Linked DNA regions of Mus musculus: region 2 is linked to region 1. Evidence: chromatin loops called from intact Hi-C (ENCODE). Cell type or tissue: heart. All regions are shown on one strand. Links, peaks and the distances in the headings refer to the core of each region. The heading gives the core; the rest is flanking DNA. Region 1 holds the start of Mgat5b (mannoside acetylglucosaminyltransferase 5, isoenzyme B). Region 2 has its middle 22 kb from the start of Gm11728.

Region 1 (9,212 bases), core at 797-8,796:
TCTCTGTCTGTCTGTCTGTCTCTCTCTCTCTCTCTCTCATTCAGGGATTAATTCATGTAAGTACTCACACACAGCTGCTACCTACCTACCCAGCAGAACTGCCAAGGTACAGTAGCTCTGTTCTCAGCTCCCACAAGCTGTGCAGCAGAATGGCATAAATAAAAATAAACCCCAGACGCTGCTTTTCAATCGGAGGATTAGCCTAAATGTTGTGAAACAGAAAGCATGAAATATGCATTGGAGAAGCGGCCCTCCCTGATCGGTGGCCTCCTGACTGGCTCTAGGCGCAGGGTGCAGGGTGTGGGGCTGGTTTTCCCGCCCGCGCCGTTGATGATTTGTGTGCGGTGTCGGTAAATGCTGTTATGACATTATTAATGTTCCGCACTCCAGCAAAGGACAATGGCCTATTGCCTCGTAATGTGCTGTCTGCTGCTGCTGCATCGTGAGCACATGAAATGGGGATTTCAAACTCCGTAAACGGCTTGCTTCCTCCTGCCCAGGTCTGTGCGCTGCAGAAGCTTCTTGAAGCCCTGGGAAGGCAGGAGAGGAGTCACAGCTCTGATGGCCAGATAGGCCCTGAAGGAACTCCAGTGCAGGGTGCATGGGGGGGGGGGGGGGGGAATCAGGGATGGACGACCGGAAGCTCCAGGGAACAGTTTACTCTTAGGCTTCCAAATTAAATTCAGTATTCACCTTCCTTCCTAGGCAAGATAGTGTGTGTGTGTGTGTGTGTGTGTGTGTGTGTGTGTGTGTCTGTGTCTGTATCTGTGTGTGTCTGTGTGTGTCTCTGGGCTTGAGAAGAGAAAGAGGAGGGCTTGACCCCAGGAAGCTGGCCTTGCTAAATGAGTGGGGCCACAGATACTCTTCTGCCCCTGGGTGGTACCATCCACAGAGATGCTGTCAGGCAGGCCATCAAGTGGATTTTACTGGCCTTACACAATGTTCTAAAAATATTGAGCCTACATTTTTAAATTATGCAACTTCACAGATTTTTGGCTTCGTTTGAAGTAAGTAGCTGGGCCCATGGCCACACAAAGCTGTGACTGTCTGTGCAGTCCTCAGGGGATACAGGTCCTCAGCCATCTCTAACCACTTTGTCCTGTTCCTTGAGATCCCCGTGAAGGGCTGGGACAGCACCGTCACCAGAGCTCCCAGAAGGATTCAGCCCTCTGATACAGTGAGTTCAGAGATCCGGCTTCCAGAGAGTACAGGGCTTTTCTTTTCATGCTGATGTGCTATGGTAACCTAGGCAACAACTTCAGTGGCTTTACTGGTAGGTTTGACCCACTGGTCCAAGACCCTGAATATGGGTACCTCCCTTACTTTTTAATCTTTTCCAGAGGGGCCTCTTACACTTTCTTCAGCAGAGGAACTCACTACCACTCGGGCCTGCTGCTGAGTCTGGGTTTCTCCTGGCACCTTCAGCCCGGGATGCCAGGGAGAGGGACTGAAGCAAAGTAGTTCTCCCACAAAGAAGAAAGTAACTGAGAGGAAGACGGCTCAGGTCAGGAACCCTCTTGAGCTGACACATCTTTCGAGGTGCCCTCCAGCAGGCCTGCCTCAGTTTCTACTGCCTGCTCCAAGATGGCTTACTTAGGAACCCTTCCCATTAACATTTAAAAAGGAAAGGAAGAAAGCATGGTGCTATGCGCCTCTAATTCTCATACTTGGGAGGCAGAGGCCTACCTGGTGAGTTTCAGGCTAATCAGGGCTATATGGAGAGACTCTGTCTCAAAAAAATTATGATGAATGTGGTAGTTTAGGGCTGTGATCCCAGGACTTGGGGAGGTAGAGGCAGGAGGATCAAGAATTTAGAGTCAGTCTCAAAATATAGAAAGTTCCAGACCCACCTGGGGGAGGGGCGTGCCCTGAAAGAGAATGGCCTCCACAGGCTCTTGTGTTTGCATGCTTGCTCCTCAGGTGGTGAACTGATTGGGAAAGGTTAGGAGGTGTGGCCCTGTTGGAGGTGTGCCACTCACTGGGAGTTGGCTTTAAAGTTTCAAAAGTCCTAGGCAAGTCTAGTGCCCCTCTCCTTCTGACTGCTGTCCGCCAATCAGGATGCAAAGCTCTTAGCTACTACTCCAGCACCATGGCTACCTGGGTGTTGCCATGTTTCCCACCATGATGATAATGGATTAACCCTCGAAAAGTGTGAGCAAGCCCCAAGTTAAGTTTTATAAGTTGCCTTGGTCATGGTGTCTCTTCATAACAATAGAAAAGTAGACACTGGGCTATATGAGACCTTGCCTCAAGACAAAGCACAGGTGTGCCAACAGGGTGACATCAGGGACCTAATTAGAATAAAGCTTTGGTCTTGCTGAGTTCCACAGCTGAGTCTGCTGTGTCCCAGGGGTGAAGACCCTGGGTCCATTCTGCAAGGCTCTGGTTTTGGGGTTCTGAGACAGGGACTCAAGTGCAATCGTTTGTCTGGGAGCTGACCCCAAGAGTATTGGCTGAAGAATGACAGTTGTCATGGGACAGAGAGGGTGGCTATTCTCAGACACAAGGAATCATAGAGTAATGGGCAACTCAGCAACAAGAGCGCTGTCTTACCAGGAGTGTGTGGGACACGAGGCTCGGAGTATCACACCTAAGTGGGACACAGGCAGGATAGCTATCTGTTGCTGCAGGGTGTTTCTGGGGCCACCTCAGTTTTCTCCCTGAAAGTGGTCATATCCCCACAGCCTCTCCCCACAAGCAGAACTGTCTCAGGAACAGTAGTTTTAGTGTGTAGAGGCGAGTGTAGAGGAGATGCAGGCACCAGTGGTGCCAGCTACAGCAGACAGAAATAATGGCAGGCATCCACATAGCAACCTTGTGAAGCCAGTGCTATATAAATAGCCCGAGTCACAGTGGGGGAACTGAGGCACAGATCTCTTGTGTTCAAGGTTACATAATACTAGATTCATAATTTCTCTCCTACTGTGCCCAGCAAGGGGGCCATGTGCACTGAACTGGACTGCAGAGACAAGGCTGGCAAAAGCAAGCACACGGCTAAACAATCTGTCATAGCAAGTAACCCTCGCTCTTCCTCTGCGTCTCCACTAGCTGTGAGCCTGCTGCTCAATGCAGAGGCAGGCAATCCCTCTGCTGTCTATATGGACAGTTCCAATAGAGTAAGATCCAGAGGAAGAGGTCAGTGGGGAGCTACCTCCTTCTGAAACAGAGTCTCATGTAGCCCAGGCTGGACTCAAATTCACTGTGTAGCCAAGGCTAGACGTAAGTTGCTGATCCTCCTCCCTCCACCTCCTAAGCACCAGGATGCTAGGTGGACACCACTCCTAGCTGGGAGTGTCCTTTCCCATGTTCTAAGTCCAAGTTCTGGTTGAAGGAAGGCCATTTCCCCAGATGGTACACTGCAGTCATACCTACTAGGGCAGACAACCCTCAGGGATGTCAGAGAGGCATAAACAACCCCCCTTGAGCTTGGGGAGATGGGAGGTGTCAGGTCAGAAGAGACATTCTTTTGTGTGTGTGTGTGTCATGTGTGCATGTGTGAGGTCACATGTATGCCATGATGCAAGTGTGAAAGTCAGGGGATGTGAGAGAGTGGGCTCTTTTCTTCTACCTTGTAGGTCCTGAGGTCACCAGTCTCCCCATGCTGAGCCATCTCTCAGCATGCTCAGCATCTCTCATCTCTCTGGACCACATTCAAAGTTCTTGACTTTGAAGAGCCAGCAGAGCCTTCGTGGTCTTAAGACGTTCAGGCTGGATCAGCACTACCCAAAACCAGACAGGCACGACTCTGGTCAGGAAGTGCCCCAAAGCCTTGGGTACCGAGTATAAGACAGTCTGTGATGGTGAGTCTCCTCCCCAGCTCAGGAGAAAGCCCTTTGCTCTGGCTAGTTTTTCGTTGTTATTGTTGTTGACACAAGCAGGACTTACCAGTTTAGAAACTGTCTTCTATCATAGCGGTCTACAGGCAAGCCTGTGGGCATGTTCTTGATTAATAATGTAGGAGGTCCCAACTCACTGTGCTGGTGCCGCCCTGGGCAGGTGGTTCTGGGTGGTGTAGAAAGCAGACGGGAGCCTTGGAGAGCAAGTCTGTAAGCAGCACTCCCCCACGGCCTTTGCACACACCCACCCACACACACCCCCACAGTCTCTCTGTCAGCTCCCGCCTTCAGGTTCCTGCCTTGTGTTTCTGCCCTGACTTCCCTTCATGATTGACTGCCAGGGGAAAGTGTTAGCCAAGCATAGCCTCTCTTCCCAAGTTGCTTTTGGTCAGGATATTTATCTCGGCAACAGAAACCTAATTAGGACACCCGTGTTTTCTTCCATCTTAACCTGGTTCCATCCAAGCACCCTGGCATCCCCAGGCCCTTTGCAGCTTTCTCTGCCTCCCTTGAGCCTTTCCTTACCAGCGGTGACTGCTTTGTCTGCTTCTCCACCAGCGTTCACCTGTTACCTAGTTGCCTTACTCCCGCCAACGAGAAAACAGGCGATAAATTGGTGTTGGCGAATTGATGTGTTCGCTCGCTCGCTAGGTAGCACATTTGCATTGAGCAAGGGCAGTCTGACCGTGCCTCAGTGAAAGAGTGACGGATGGAGGAGGGAAATTCGGGCACTCCAGCCAGCTGGCTAAGGAAATGTCTGAGGGCGATGGGGTCTCTGCTGGGCCTCTAAATCATGCATCTTGTCTGGGTGCCTCCAGCTGCCACAAGCCTGGGTGATAATTTCATTCCTGGCTGTCAAGACCAAACTCACATCAACTCTAAGTGAGGAAGTGACAGGACAGTACACACACACACACACACACACACACACACACACGCAGGGATGGTGTGCGCAGGGCTCAACAATGCTAAAATTTAAGCCTGTGGGTTTGGGAATTGACTTTAAAGAGCCTTGGTGAGCTTTTTGGTCATTAGTTGTATACTAGAAAGCCCGTTAACTCAGTGATTGAGAGGGTCCAAGGCTAGACCTCAGGCATACAGCTGACGGCTCCTGGCATGAATGCCACAGCCCCAGTTTATTATAGGCAAGTGAGAAGTGGGAGGACTCGGGGAGTTTCTCAGGGTGGGTGGGTGTTGCCGAGAGAATCAGCGGGTGAGAAGCCATAGGTACGGAAGCTCTTGGGGGTGGTAGTGGTGGCTCGTGCTCTGCAGGAGAGACAAGGGTCCCCTCTCCGCGCCCCATCTCCCCTGCGCGATGCAGTTACCGGAGCAGCCTCGGCTCTCCGGTCTGCTGGATGCCCTAGGAAGTTGCATGGTCCAGGGAGGGGCGCAGAGCCATGGCTCCCGCGCTCGCGTCCCCCTCCTCCTCGCACAGCCCGGGGAGGGAGCGCAGCGAGACTGCGGCCACCAGATGGCGCTCAGGCGCCGAGGAAACGCGAGGCCGCTCCCGGGCCGCCTCCTCAGAGGGAACAATGCGGCGCCTCGGGTTGTAGCGCCGCGCGGGAGCCCGGAGCCCGGAGCGCGGGTGGCCGAGCGACCGAGCGGGCGAGCGGGCGGGCGAGGACGAAGGCAGGCGAGCGCGCAGCCGTTCCTTCCCAAAGCCATGGGCGCGGCGCTGCGCGCGGCTGCAGAGCGGCGCGGCCGGAAGGTGCGGGGGGCCGGGGTGCGGGCCTGGGGCCGCCTCTAGCCGGCTCTGAGGGCGCGGGCCCCGGGAATGAGGGCGCCCGCCGCGGGAAGCCCGTTTGCGCGCCGCGGCGCCGTCCCGCCCAGCCAGCGAGCCTAGCAGGCAGACGCGCGGCCGGCGATCTGGGGGCGCGCCGCCTCGCCTTCCCCAAAATGTGAATCGGGGAGGGCGGAGACGCAGAGAGCGCCCGGCCCCAAGCTCTCGCCGAACCCCTGCCCTGCGCGCCCAGGCCGCGCCGTGCCCCGCGCGGGGCTGCAGAGCCACCGTGCCCCGCGCTCCCTCGGTGCTGCGACCCCCCGGCTTCGGCCCGCAGCGGCTTCGTGGTTCCCGAGGCGGTCAGAGCCGGGCCCAGGACGGTGCGTCCGGCCTCGCCCCCGGCTTCTCGCCCAGACAAGTTTGAACAATGATCACAGTCAACCCAGATGGGAAGATAATGGTCAGAAGATGCCTGGTCACCCTGAGACCCTTTCGGTAAAGTTCTCTACTGGTTGGCGCAGGGAGGTCAAGACCTCCCCAAGGGGACTCATGGTGGAGCTGGGCGAGGTCGGTCCCCTCAGGGGGTGCGAGTTCGGGTGGCAAAGGAGGTTCGCGAGTCTATTCTCGATGAGGGCCATGGGGATGGGAAGACGGAATTAGATAGGGTTGGGGTATGTGTGTGTGTGGGGGGGTGCGGGTCTGGATCTTTCTTGAGTTGACCAAGATTGGAACGATATCAGGTATAGAGAGGTGAGCATGGAGTCAGAAAACACCAAGATCAAGGTCCTGGGCTCCAAAGTGGCCCCAGCCAGCAAGTCCCTTTCCTGCCCCTTGCGGTCTTTTTCATCTCTTGTCGGTCCTATCTGAGCTGCGAAGTTACTGTGGGGTGCCTAGGAAGCACCCCTGGTGTCCCGCCTGTCTCCTAGGTCGGCCCGCCCATCCTCTGCCTAGTTCATCCCCCTTCCTCTCCCCCTCCCTCCCCCTGCATCTCACTCATCTTCCTGGTGGGGGACAAACCTGGGTCTGACAGGAACGTCCCCAAGATTGGGGCAAGGACCCCCTTCTGCTAGGGATTCACTCCCAATCGCGGATCTCCAACAGACTAGATAGGCATAGCAGGTGCATGGAACACCTCCCTCCCTCCCTCCCTCCCTCCCTCCCTCCCTCCCTCCCTTCCCGTGGACAGTCCTGGCCAGGCAGGGGTGCAGTTTGTGAGAGACTCGCTAAGACCTGTTGGTCCAAGAAGGGACCCCACTTCCTTCCCCCAGACTCCAGCAGAGCTAGGCCCCGAGGCCAGACTAGGGGAGAGGGTGTCTGGGAGGCCTGAAGTACTGCCTTGTTTGGCAGCTGGGCTTCAGAAGACACAGAGGGAGAGATGGGCACCGTTGTGGGGGTGGGACTCGGGACTAGGCCACAGGTGGAGTCCGATCATAAACCTTAAGGCAGGTGCTGGCTTTTCTCCCAGGTTCTGGGTTGATCCCCGGTACCTCCAGACAACCTCCTGTACCCAGCTGGGTTGGGGCTGAGGTGATGTGGCCCACCTGCCTCTTGCCATCAGCATGCTGGGCCAGTTCTGTGGGGGCTGAGATGGCAGCCTCTGGGGACAGCAGCAGTCAGGTTGTCTGTGTGAATGCAAAGGTCTGTAGAGCCGGAGGACTGAGGGCAGGGTTTTGAAGTGTCTCAGAAATCCCTGGCCTAAGATGCCCAGGGAAAGACTCTGGCTTTTCCAGAGCTATACTGGATTCCTGCAACTTGAGAGGGTTCTGGCTGGTCCCAAATCCCTAGTCAGCTTTGTAGCCCGCTGGAACCCCCCCCCCTTACCTCCCCCCCTCCCCCGTTTCTGAAGTCAGGACCTGGTGTAATGACTGCAAGCAGCGGTCTCCAGCACCACAGACAGCGCCCTCAGCCCTAAGCCCGCCCTGAGCCCGCTTTCCCTCCTGTGTGCCTGAAGACAGGATTCCCAGATCAGTTGCCACTCACTCCCAACCCTTTAACTTCACCTCCTGTCTAGGCTGGTGGAGACCCTTAGCAACCAGTCTTCTTCAGGCCCCCTCAGAACTTTAGATTGAAGGCCAGGGGCAGCTATCTGATTACATCACCCTAACTTCATTTATCCCCAAGGGAGGTCTGGGAATGCTGTCTCTAGCAGAGTTCTTGGCCAGGCCTTTATTTTATAGGTGCCCCTGAGATGTTACCTGTGTGGTTGAGACCATCATATGTATTATACATGACTACTGCTTTTGGGGTTCCCTGGACTCCAAGTGGGGTAACTGGTAGAGAGATGCTAAGAGGTATATTGGGGCCTCAAAGTCCAGGCTGAGGGTGTAGACCTTCCTCATGTCAAGCATCCTGTATCTCCAGCCTGAAACCCAGTCCTATGGCTGAGTCAGGGTGGGGGTTGAGAGACTGGAACTCGGAAACCCCTCCCCCTCTTTTTTTCATCCTTAGGCTTAGAGGATAGTTGCCAGTCTCCCATAAGATCTCTCTGAGTGTGCTCTGAACCCCACTTCCCTTACTTTGGAGGGATTCAGTGAGGTCCCTCCAAAGTAAGAGAAGTGTCCTTTGTACCATCTTTCCTACTGCAGCTCACCATGATCCCCCAACAAATTAGGGGCACGGCTGCTCCTGAAGCAGCTCTTGGGAATCTCTGAGTCTAGGTCCTCTCTCCCTCCCCGACTCAGTTTCTAACAGCTTCCTTAAATACGGGCTCGAAATTTGTTTTGTTTCTTCTTTTCTTTGGCAATTATGTGTTTTCCTTAATGAACCAAATTTTAATTAAACACTACTCTGTCGGTTTAAAATAATGGAGATTAAATAAATGTGTACAGCAAGTCTTGCAGAAAGACAACAAACAGTCCCCTAGGTTGGGGACAGAGCGGAGGTGGGACAGGTGGAAGCACCTGACATGACTTTTGGGGTCCTCTTGGTTATCCTGGTTCTATATCACGTGGGGTTCCTCACTCTGCCCTGGGGGTAAGGGAGGGTCCCCTTTCAGCTCTGACAGTCCATCAAGTCCTCTGATGAATTAGGGGGGGGGGTCTCAAAACCTCTCCTCCCCGCCCTCTCTCTGGGCTGTGCTGCCGGCTCAGGGCTGTGCTGCCGGCTCAGTCTTGTTCAGAGCCCAGCATGGAGCACTGGGTCTGGCAGAGCTTGGGGCAGGGACTCTAAGCCCGGGTTCCAGCTGTCACTTCAGGTTACTTGAGTGTCTGGCACCTCTTAGATAATGACTGTGTGCTGAAAGAATGCATGATGTCATGTTTTGGCCCGCTCCCCCTCCTGCATGACTGCAGGCACACTTGTGTGACACTCCATGCCTGGGTGGGAAGATGTCCTTATTCCTCCCCTCGGTGGTGCAGGTTGACAAACCAGGGCATGCGTGACTGATAGAGAAGTCTGTGGGGAGAGTGGGCACAGCTGGGGGTGGAGGGGATGTGGCCTTGCCTTGAGACTGTGTCACCTAAGAGTGTTGGGGGCCTGTGGCACCCTATGAGGACAAGTGAGCTCATGGCAGATGGCAGAGGCTGTATGTGCAGTGCCTAGGGTGGCCCAGGTGATTGATGGGAGCCAGGTGGGTCTCACTGTTTAGTCGGACCAGTGTTTTTCACATGTGAGTGTGGACCAGAGTCACTGGGGAGCTGGATAAAGAAAGCAGATGG
Region 2 (9,212 bases), core at 607-8,606, 100 kb after region 1:
TCGTAATGAAAACACTCGCTGGCCAGACATAGCGGCAGACAGCTTCAATTACAGCAGTCAAGAGGCAGGGACAGACAGATCTCTGTGATGCTGAGGGCAGACTGGTCTACAGAGTGGGTTCCAGGCTAGCCAAGGTTACAAAGTGAGACCCTGTCTCAAAAAAAAAAAAAAACAAAAAAACAAAATAGGGCTGGAGAGATGGCTCAGCGAGGAATTAAGATCTGACTGCTCTTCCAGAGGTCCTGAGTTCAATTCTCAGCAACCACATGGTGGCTCACAACCATCTGTAATGAGATTCAATGCCCTCTTCTGGTGTATCTGAAGACAGCTACAGTGTACTCACACACATAAAATAAAAAATAAGTCATATATATATATATATATATGACATATATGAGGGAGAACAGAAACTCAGCTGTCACAGAAGTGGGGAAATGATTTACTAAGGACAGAGATGAGTAAGATAGAAAACAATCAAAAGAAAGATTGGATTGGAGAGATGTCGGGGGTTAAGATGCCATCTGCTCTTCCAAGGTCGGCTCCAGCACCCACATAGTGTGATTTACTACGTCTTTTAACTGCAGCTCCAGGGATCCCTCCTCTGGATGCCACAGCACCCACACTGACAGAACAAAGATGTGGGGCTGGAAAGATAACTCAGTGGGTGAAGTGTCTACCTGAATCCAGTCCCCAGAACCCAGATTTTTCTTAAAATGTCAGTTATTTGGGTGCTGGAAACGGAACTGCCTATAACTGCAGTTCTAGGGAACCCGATGCCCTCTTCTTTCCTCCAAGGTCTCCTGCATTCACATGGCATGCAAACACACACATAAAATAAAAATACATACATACATACATACATATATACATACATACATACATACATACAAAAGGCAAAAGTTTGCCAGTCAGTAGTAGCATACACCTTTAATCTCAAAACTTGGTGGGCAGAGGCAGGCTGACCTCTGTGAGTTCAAGGACAGTCTGGTCTACAGAGTGAGTTCCAAGACAGCCAGAGCCACACAGTGAAACCCTGTCTTGAAAAAAGAAAGCAGAAAAAGAAAAGGGAAAAATTTTTTAAAAAAAGCATTTAAATGTTTTTCAGCAGATATATGAGACTCATTCACATTAACATAGAGAATTAAGATTCAGAAACCACAAATTATACAGCAATGAGATAAATCTAGTTTAACCATAGAAAAATAAAAACTCTTAAACCAAAGAGATAGCATAACAAAGAGAGCAGACAAGCCGCATGGGATCTCTCCAAAGCACTGCATTGGTCCAGAGATGGCTGAGCAAGTAGAGGCGTTTGCCACCAAGCCTGACAACCCAAGTTAGACCTCTGGAGCCCATGTGGTAGGAGAGAACCAACTCTTACAAGGTGTCCTCTGACTCTTTCCCCCACAATCAGTCAATGTAAAATAAAATAAAATAAAATAAAATAAAATAAAATAAAATAAAAACCAAGCTTAATCCTAGCTCTTGGGAGGAAGAGGTAAGGCAAATCTCTGAGTTCAAGGCCAGCCTGATCTACAGAACGAGTTCCAGGACAGCCAGGGCTGCACGGAGAAACCCTGTCTCGAAAATAAAAATATAAATAGAAGCTCATCATATCATTTGGGTTAACAGGGAGGGGACAGTCAGGAAAGAGCATAATAGGTAAATGGATAAGGAGACAGGTGAATGGATAGTTGAATGGGTGGGTGGAGTGAACCTGAGAGACGGGTAGGGATAGATGGTTAGCTGGGTACATAGACTGGTGGAGAGATGGGGATTAGTTGTGGGGGGTGGGGGTAAAGTGGGGGGGATGGACAGCTGACAAGATGGATGGTTGGAAGGATGGATAATGAGGAAGAGTGAGTGTATGGATGAGTGGAACGGTGGGTAGACTAATAGATGAATTGATGGATGGATAGGAATGGGTAAATGAGTTAGTGGGTAGGTAGATGGATGGATGGATGGATGGATGGATGGATGGATGGATGACTGATGGAAATAGATAAATGAGTTGGTGGATAGGTGTGTGGATGGATGAAAGGATGCATTATGAGGAAGAGTGGGTATACAGATGGATGGATGGATGGATGGATGGATGGATGGATGGATGGATAATGAAGTTGAGTAGGCAAATGGATTAATGGAGGGATGACAGATGGATGAACACAGTGTATAAAAAGAAAGGCACACCACGCACACACACCTGTACACCTGTACACCTGTACACCTGTACACCTGTACACCTGTACACCTGTACACCTGTACACCTGTACACCTGTACACCTGTCCTGGAGATAGGCAAAGGCTAGATGTTTGTTACTGCTTTAAAATGGTACATTAATATAAACTTTGAAGTCAGGATCCACCTGACCTCAAGCCTGGCCCCCAGCTGTAGACACAGGAGATGGTTGCCATTGGAAAAGATAGCTTTTTACCCAGCTTACAGAGAGGGAGCATGCACACCATGGGGTGGGAGTGGGGATGCACTGGGGACGCAGAAGGGTCACTAGGCAGGGCTAGAAGAGAGATTACAAGTGAGCGGCTTTACTGGGGTTCCTGAAGGAAGGGTGGCTTGCTCCTGTCATCTGAACCACTTCTGTGTACGCTGCGGCATCACAGTGACCTGGACCCCCCAGTTGTCCAATTCTTAGCCCCGGGGTGGCCAGGGCAGGGTAGATAGTGATCCAGGCTGAGTCCAGGAGAGGATGTGAATGGGGTACAGGCTCTTGGAGTTGTTGGAGCTTAAAAATCCTGCCCGAGGAGAAGGGCTGCTTTCAAATCAGAGTCAGTGTGTGTGGTGAAACTGGGGGAGGCAGGAGTCCAGGGTAAAGAGAGCTAAGCAATCACATGTTTTTTTAAAACAGGGTGTGTCTGGGTCTGTTTTTTGCAGCCACAGGACAGATGTTAAAACATCCAGTTTGCAGACCCTGACACGTGGCTGATCCATTTCCTCTGTGGGTGTTGCTCCCCTCTGCTCCTCGTTTTAATTACCCTTTCTTGGTAAACAGCCTGCTCCTTCTGGTACCTCCGGAGACAGAGATGACATTAAACTGCCAGAAGCAAGAATTTATTTTTGTGTGTATCCTACTTTTAGTACCCAAAGCCCAGTGGAGCCTCTTTAAGCCCTGGGTTCTTAGCCATCACCTGCTCTGTCAGACAGAAGGACCAGGCTGGAGAAGGGACTCAGCCTGCACACACCTGGCAAGCACTCTTCCTCGGAGCTGCAGTCTTGCTCCTGAATAATCCTGAAGCAGTGGTTTCAGGCTATCCAAACACCAGCCCAGCTGTTCCATTCTCCACCAGGAGAGCTAGATACTCCCAACCCACAGCTCATAGCATCCAGACCAGCAGACAAGCCTGGTTTCTCCAGCAGCTGCTGCTGAGGAGCTGCCTTGAGCCAGCAGGTGCCTTCTCCCAACTTTGAATCAGAAAGAGTCCCCAGGACTGGTTCCCAGCCTCCGTTGCCTGGGAAACACTTGGGCTGTGTTCAGGAGTTCCTGGTATAGAACGGATACCTTCAGGGATCCGAGCTGTAACTAAGCAGAGTCCCTGTGCTCCAAGGCCTGAGTGCTTGGCTTTGAATGTGAAATGTCCCCCAAAAGTGAGTCTGTTGCTCCGTCTCCAGCAGACTGTGCTGTTTGGAAGATGATTGACATTTTAGGAGATGGGGCTAGAGGCATTGAAGATTACACCTGGCTCCCTGTGGCATCTCTGGTTCTTGCCTGCCTTCAGGTATGCAGTCTCTGTCACACACTCCCAGGTCATGCGGTTTCCCTGGAGAGATGTGAACAAGGGATCTATTCTCCAACAACAGACCAAAGCAATCATTCCTGCTGGGACTGAGGGTTCACAGACTTAAACCAGCCTGCTTAGGTGAAGGTCACTGAGACCAGGAAGTGAAGCCGGTTGACTTTGGGCCAGGGTGCTTCTGGTTGACTAGACTGAGGGGAGGCTCTGGCCATGGAAGTGGAACTATCTGGAAGCTAGGGAGCTTATTGGTACTTTGACCCCTTGATGGGGGAAGTGAGCCTTTCTTTGAACCCTGAGGCACAGGCTACTCCTTCGAGCTGGAACCAAACTAGCAACCTAAGGACGGTCGACAGATGGGTACAGTCATCTGATAGGAGATGGAACAAGGGGTTTCTAAGGCTACCCAGCTCACTGGCAGCCATTACAGAGCATGATTGTTTCAAGAGCTTCAAGGCATCGATTCATATCCAGGCGCACAGCGTACTGCTTGCTTCTCTCAGTGGCCTCTCTTATCCACTGGTTCACATTCTCACCAGCTCCACCCCCATTTCCTCCCGCTCGCTCCCTCCTGGGGACAACTCTTACCCACCCTTGCTGGCATTTTTCCGTCTAGCTGGTAGTCACTAGCGTTTGATGAAGGAAGAGGTGCCCTCTAGCGGACTGTGCCCAGAGAGTGCAGGCTAGCTGTTCAAGTGTTGCCTAACTGTGAATTGCTCATGGCTGACTGGAGACTTTCAGAGCTCAGATGCCAGCTCAGATGAATCCAGGAAGCCTCCATGTGCCCAGAAACCTGTTCTGTTTCTCATAGGAGCTGCTATCTGGGCACCAGTTGGTTAAGGTTGTCCTGGGCCAGTCCCTGCCTGGGGCACCACACGTTCTGATGTCAGCGTGCATTCTCCTCTGGGATGAACATTCTGGAAAATGTAGATAGAGTGCAGAAAAAAAGAAAAAAAAAAAAAAAAAGGAAAGAAATCAACCATACCTGAGCCTCAGCTAAGCAAATTCTGACATGCAGTAAAAAGACTAAAAATTGGGATCTGAGCTGAAGGTGTAGCTCAGCTGACAGGGTAGGGCCCTGGGTTCAATTCCCATGGCGTAAACCTGGTGGGATGGTGCAGACCTGTAATCATTGTGCTCAAGAGAGGGCAGGAGAATCAAGAGAGTTCAAGGTCATTCTTAACTACCTAGGGAATTTGGGGCTAGCCTGGGCTACATGAGGATTTTCTCTCTCTCTCTCTCTCTCTCTCTCTCTCTCTCTCTCTCTCTCACACACACACACACACACACACACGCACACGCACACTAAATGTTCAGACAATGAGCAAACACAGCGATTTTTGATAAAATAAAATATACTATACACATTTCCATGCCAGGCATTTGCAGCCACCAGCATCCCTTATTTTTGAAGTATGGAAATGTACATCGTTCTAAATTGCAGAAGTTTAAAGTACGGGAAAGGCACCAGGCAATCAATGCTAATTAGGTTCTTATCTTGGTTAATGAAAATAAATATTGAATTTATGGGAGAAGTCTGGAGGGGGGCCCTGCATGCAGACAAGGCTGGGCCTGTCTTCAACCCACAGGAACCTCTTAGGACCTACCGTGCGGGCAGCTCCCAAGCTGACTCCTGTTTAAGCACCCTCAGCATCTCCCCCATGCTCTCTGGGACTGGATCCCTGTGTTTGGGCCCAATGGTGTCCAGAGGAGACCAGCCACCCTCAGAGTCCGAGGCCCACCGTATTCTGTTTCCCCACAGGCACTGTGCTCTGGGCCAGTTGCCTGCTCTGCCCTGGATGAACCCAGGCTTCAGAACAAAGTCCTACACTAGCAGAGCAAGGTCCTTCTGGGCACATGGCAGAGCTGCTGGGAGATGGGGCACGGACGAGGGACTGGAGTAGCCACAGTGAAGTCCCACAGATGAGGGGTTGCGGTACACCAGCAAGGCATGCTCTCAGTCTGGAAGCCAGATGTTCAAGGTTAGAGTCTTGGCAGACTCAGTCTAGTGAGGGCTTGACCCACAGACGGCTCCCTCTCTCTACGGCCTCGTGGGAGTGAAGGGCATTCAGAACTCGCTGGGACTTCTTTGACAAGGGTGCGCATTCCACTCACAGAGTTCTGTCCTTTGCCTCATCACCTCTCATGGTCTTGTATCCCAGTTCCACCCCCTTGGATCTTGATTTCACCACAGTGGGGTATATCATATAACGCTGGTTCACACCTCTCATATTGTCAAGATCCTCTACCACCAGTGCCCAAGCTGGCTGCTCCAGGGTGGGCTGCAGTGACTCTCCTAGGCAGCGTGATAAACTTCACAACAGCCCCCTGGGGCACTGGCTCACACAGGCAACACTGACAAGCATTGGAGACCAGGCCCTCAGAGAGCTGAGTCCCATCTGTCTGTCTGAGGACGGCACCTTCAGACTGTCACTTGACAGGACATTCAGATGCCCCTAGCAGGCCCAAGGAACTGGCACAGAGGGATGTCTCAGGCTCAGATGGTGGCTCTGCCCTTGGGCCAGCTGGGAGGCCCCGGCCACTCACCCTGTAGGAAGCTTCAGACATGTTCAGTTCAGTAGGTAGGAGCTGGAGTGACACCTCTGGACAGACAAAGCAAAGATTTGTGTGTCCCCCTCTAAAGCCTCTGGGCAGGAGCCATGGTGACATGTGAGCTTTAGTCATTGAAGTCACCACTGGGCTTCAGCAGGTGTGCCGTGCCATGGGGCAGATGTATAATAGGAAGGGAAGGAGGAGGGAAGAGCAAATGAGTGGGGCCACGTTAATAAGAGATGGCGAATGAATAATGAATAACCCTAAGAATCATTTAGGCGCAGCTCCTGTGGGGCCAGGGGCTGCTCTAACAGAGCTAACACTTATTTATTTGTTATATATATGATTTACATTATTATTTATTAATTTATTTTATATGAGTACACTGTAGCTGTCTTCAGACACACCAGAAAGGGGCATCAGAACTCATTATAGATGACTGTAAGCCACCATGTGGTTGCTGGGAATTAAACTCAGGACCTCTGGAAGAGCAGTCTGTGCTCTTAACCGCTGAGCCATCTCTCCAGCCCCTATTATTTTGATTTATGTCTGGATGCCCTGTGCACCCAGTGCCTGTGGAGGTCAGAAGCAGGCATTATATCCCATGGAGAGGGAGTTACAGGTGATATGAGCCGCCTGACCTGAGTTCTAGGAACTGAACTCAGGTCTTCTAAAAGAACAGCAGCAACTGCTCTTAGCTGATAAGTGATAAGCCACCTCCCTCTACAGCCCTCTCTTACATATATTTTTGAGACAGGGTTCTATATAGCCCAGGCTAGCCCTAAACTCATTACTTCATATATCTGGTCCTCCTGCCTTTACCTCCTGAGAGTACACATGTGTCCCACCCATCATGCCTGGTCTCTGCAGTGGTGGGTGTGGAACCTAGAGCTCTGTGCATGCAAGCCAAGCATGCTACCAAAGGAACTCTTCTCCAACCCACTAAATTTACCACATTGACTCAGCAAATGCTTACACCACCTTGTCATGTGAACCCTGTAAAATACCTACTTTGCAGATGGGAAAACTAAGGCTCAGACCAGTTTTTCAAGGTTCCACAGCTCACAGGGGGCAGAAGCCAGGTCCTAACCCAATCTGCCAGCTCAGGGCCACTAACTCATACATTCTACAACTCTTGAGCATTCAGATCAAGTCTCCTCTCTTCACAGGCAAAGTGGGAACAGTGGGTGGGGACTGAGGTACTGGGCAGGAAGAGGGTCAGAGGGGTCATCTACTGAGGAAAGAAGCGATTTGCAGGCCTCTCTCCTACAAGTGAGGTGTGAAGTAAAGACATTATGTTCCTGGCTTCTGGCAGCCCCAGCAGTTCACAGGGACAGAGAGGGATAAAGACAGCCAGCCAAGCTTGGGAACGTTAGCCATCAGTCTGCTTTCTACGGAGTCCTAGCGTCCTCAAGAGCTCACACCTGGAGAGGGATGGCAGGCACCTTCCTATGGGCTCTCCAGGTGGCCTCTCAAGCAGGAACCAGAATGGTAGGTGGTCCCTACAATCACCTCTAGATTAGATTAAATGGGGTCGAGCTCTGTCTTCCTAAGGCAAAAGATTAAACTCCAGATGGTTATTGGCTGGTTTTTTTTTTTTTTGTTTTTTTTTTTGTTTTTTTTAAAAAGAGCTTTGAAACAGCAACCGGCCACCAGATGAAAAGGCAGGGTCTACCTAGTCAGATAGACAGCTTGCTGCTTCTAGAATAAATAGAGGGGACGATTTGCAATCAGATTCTCCAACCATGCACAAATGCAACCCTTGGGGAAGGGAACTGGGGAGTCTGTGGCTTATTCCAAACCAGCCTGAGCCCAAACAGGTCTGCTGTCTCCCCCTGGACACAGTCTTCTCTGCCCGCTAGTCACCCCCAGCCATACCTCATGACCCATACCTGATGTCACTTCCCTCTGAACCCGCAGAAGTCACTACTGCAGCCGTCTGTGAGCTCATGTGTCCTCACTGGATGACAAATCCCAGCCCCCTCCAGAGTGCTTCCCATTCCCAGGACCCCACACACGGCACACACGATGCTGTTTTCTCCCTCACACCAGCTCTGTGCAGATAACATATAAGACTTTCAGATTCAAGCTAGGGAGACGGCTGAGTGGGTGGAATGCCTTCCCGTCTTCAGCACCCGAAGAGAAGTAGAGAAATCCTGTACCTGTGTCTTGGTTAGGGTTTTACCACTGTGAATAGGCACCATGACCAAGACAACTCTTATAAGGACAACAATTAATTGAGGCTGGCTTACAGGTTCAGAGGTTCAGTCCATTATCATCAAGGCAGGAAGCATGGCAGCATCCAGGCAGGCATGGTGCAGGAGGAGCTGAGAGTTCTACATCTTCGTTGAAGGCTCCTAATGGAAGACTGGCTTTCAAGCAGCTAGGATGAGGGTCTTAAAGCCCACACCCACAGTGACACTCCTATTCCAACAAGGCCACACTTCCAAATAGTCCCATTCTCTGGACCAAGCATATTCACACTATGATGACCTGTAACCCCACCCTTGAGGGAGGGGCAGAGACAGGAGAATTCAGAGTCTCATTGGCCAGCCAGGCTAACTGGAATGGCGAGTTCCATGTTCGAGACTCTTGTCTCAAAGAAGATGGAGAAACAGTTGAGTAAGGTACCTGGAGTCAAGTTGTCCCCTCCATAGGCACACAGACTTACTCTTACATGGAACACATTCAGACCTCCCCCTACACACACACACACACACACACACACACACACACACACACACACCATTACAGCCATGGACTTCCTAAGCTCTATCCCAAAAAGCCTCCATGTGGATGCTGCTTTTGATCCATCTGATTAGGCAAAAGGGAAAGGGCATTGTCAAGGCTGTAGGACACACCCTCTGGCACACTGGTCCTGCATGTCACAGACAGTGGGTGGCCATCAGACA

What was found. Hi-C counts contacts between places; a loop is a spot of excess contacts. Peaks named below come from ENCODE experiments on the same cell type or tissue, not always from the same donor. Only the 100,000 strongest peaks of a DNase experiment are listed, where the experiment ranks them.
Region 2: it touches region 1 in a loop (5-fold over the local background); 17 of 42 quality-filtered maps call a loop at or near these places.

The regions. Positions count from the first base shown.
Region 1 is chr11:116,913,493-116,922,704 of GRCm38, forward strand. It overlaps Mgat5b (mannoside acetylglucosaminyltransferase 5, isoenzyme B), which reads left to right and starts at 5,371. Exons shown (of 18, transcript NM_172948.3): 1 at 5,371-6,051. The coding sequence starts at 5,984. In heart, for the core only: a CTCF peak has its summit at 5,298 (motif pointing right); a DNase peak (open chromatin) is centred at 5,319; H3K4me3 peaks cover 2,000 bases; H3K27ac peaks cover 1,170 bases; H3K27me3 peaks cover 6,627 bases.
Region 2 is chr11:117,014,239-117,023,450 of GRCm38, forward strand. No RefSeq gene overlaps it. Among named protein-coding and RNA genes, the nearest start is that of Gm11728, 22 kb to the right of the region's middle. In heart, for the core only: a CTCF peak has its summit at 4,414 (motif pointing left); a DNase peak (open chromatin) is centred at 4,363; H3K4me3 peaks cover 597 bases; H3K27ac peaks cover 1,189 bases.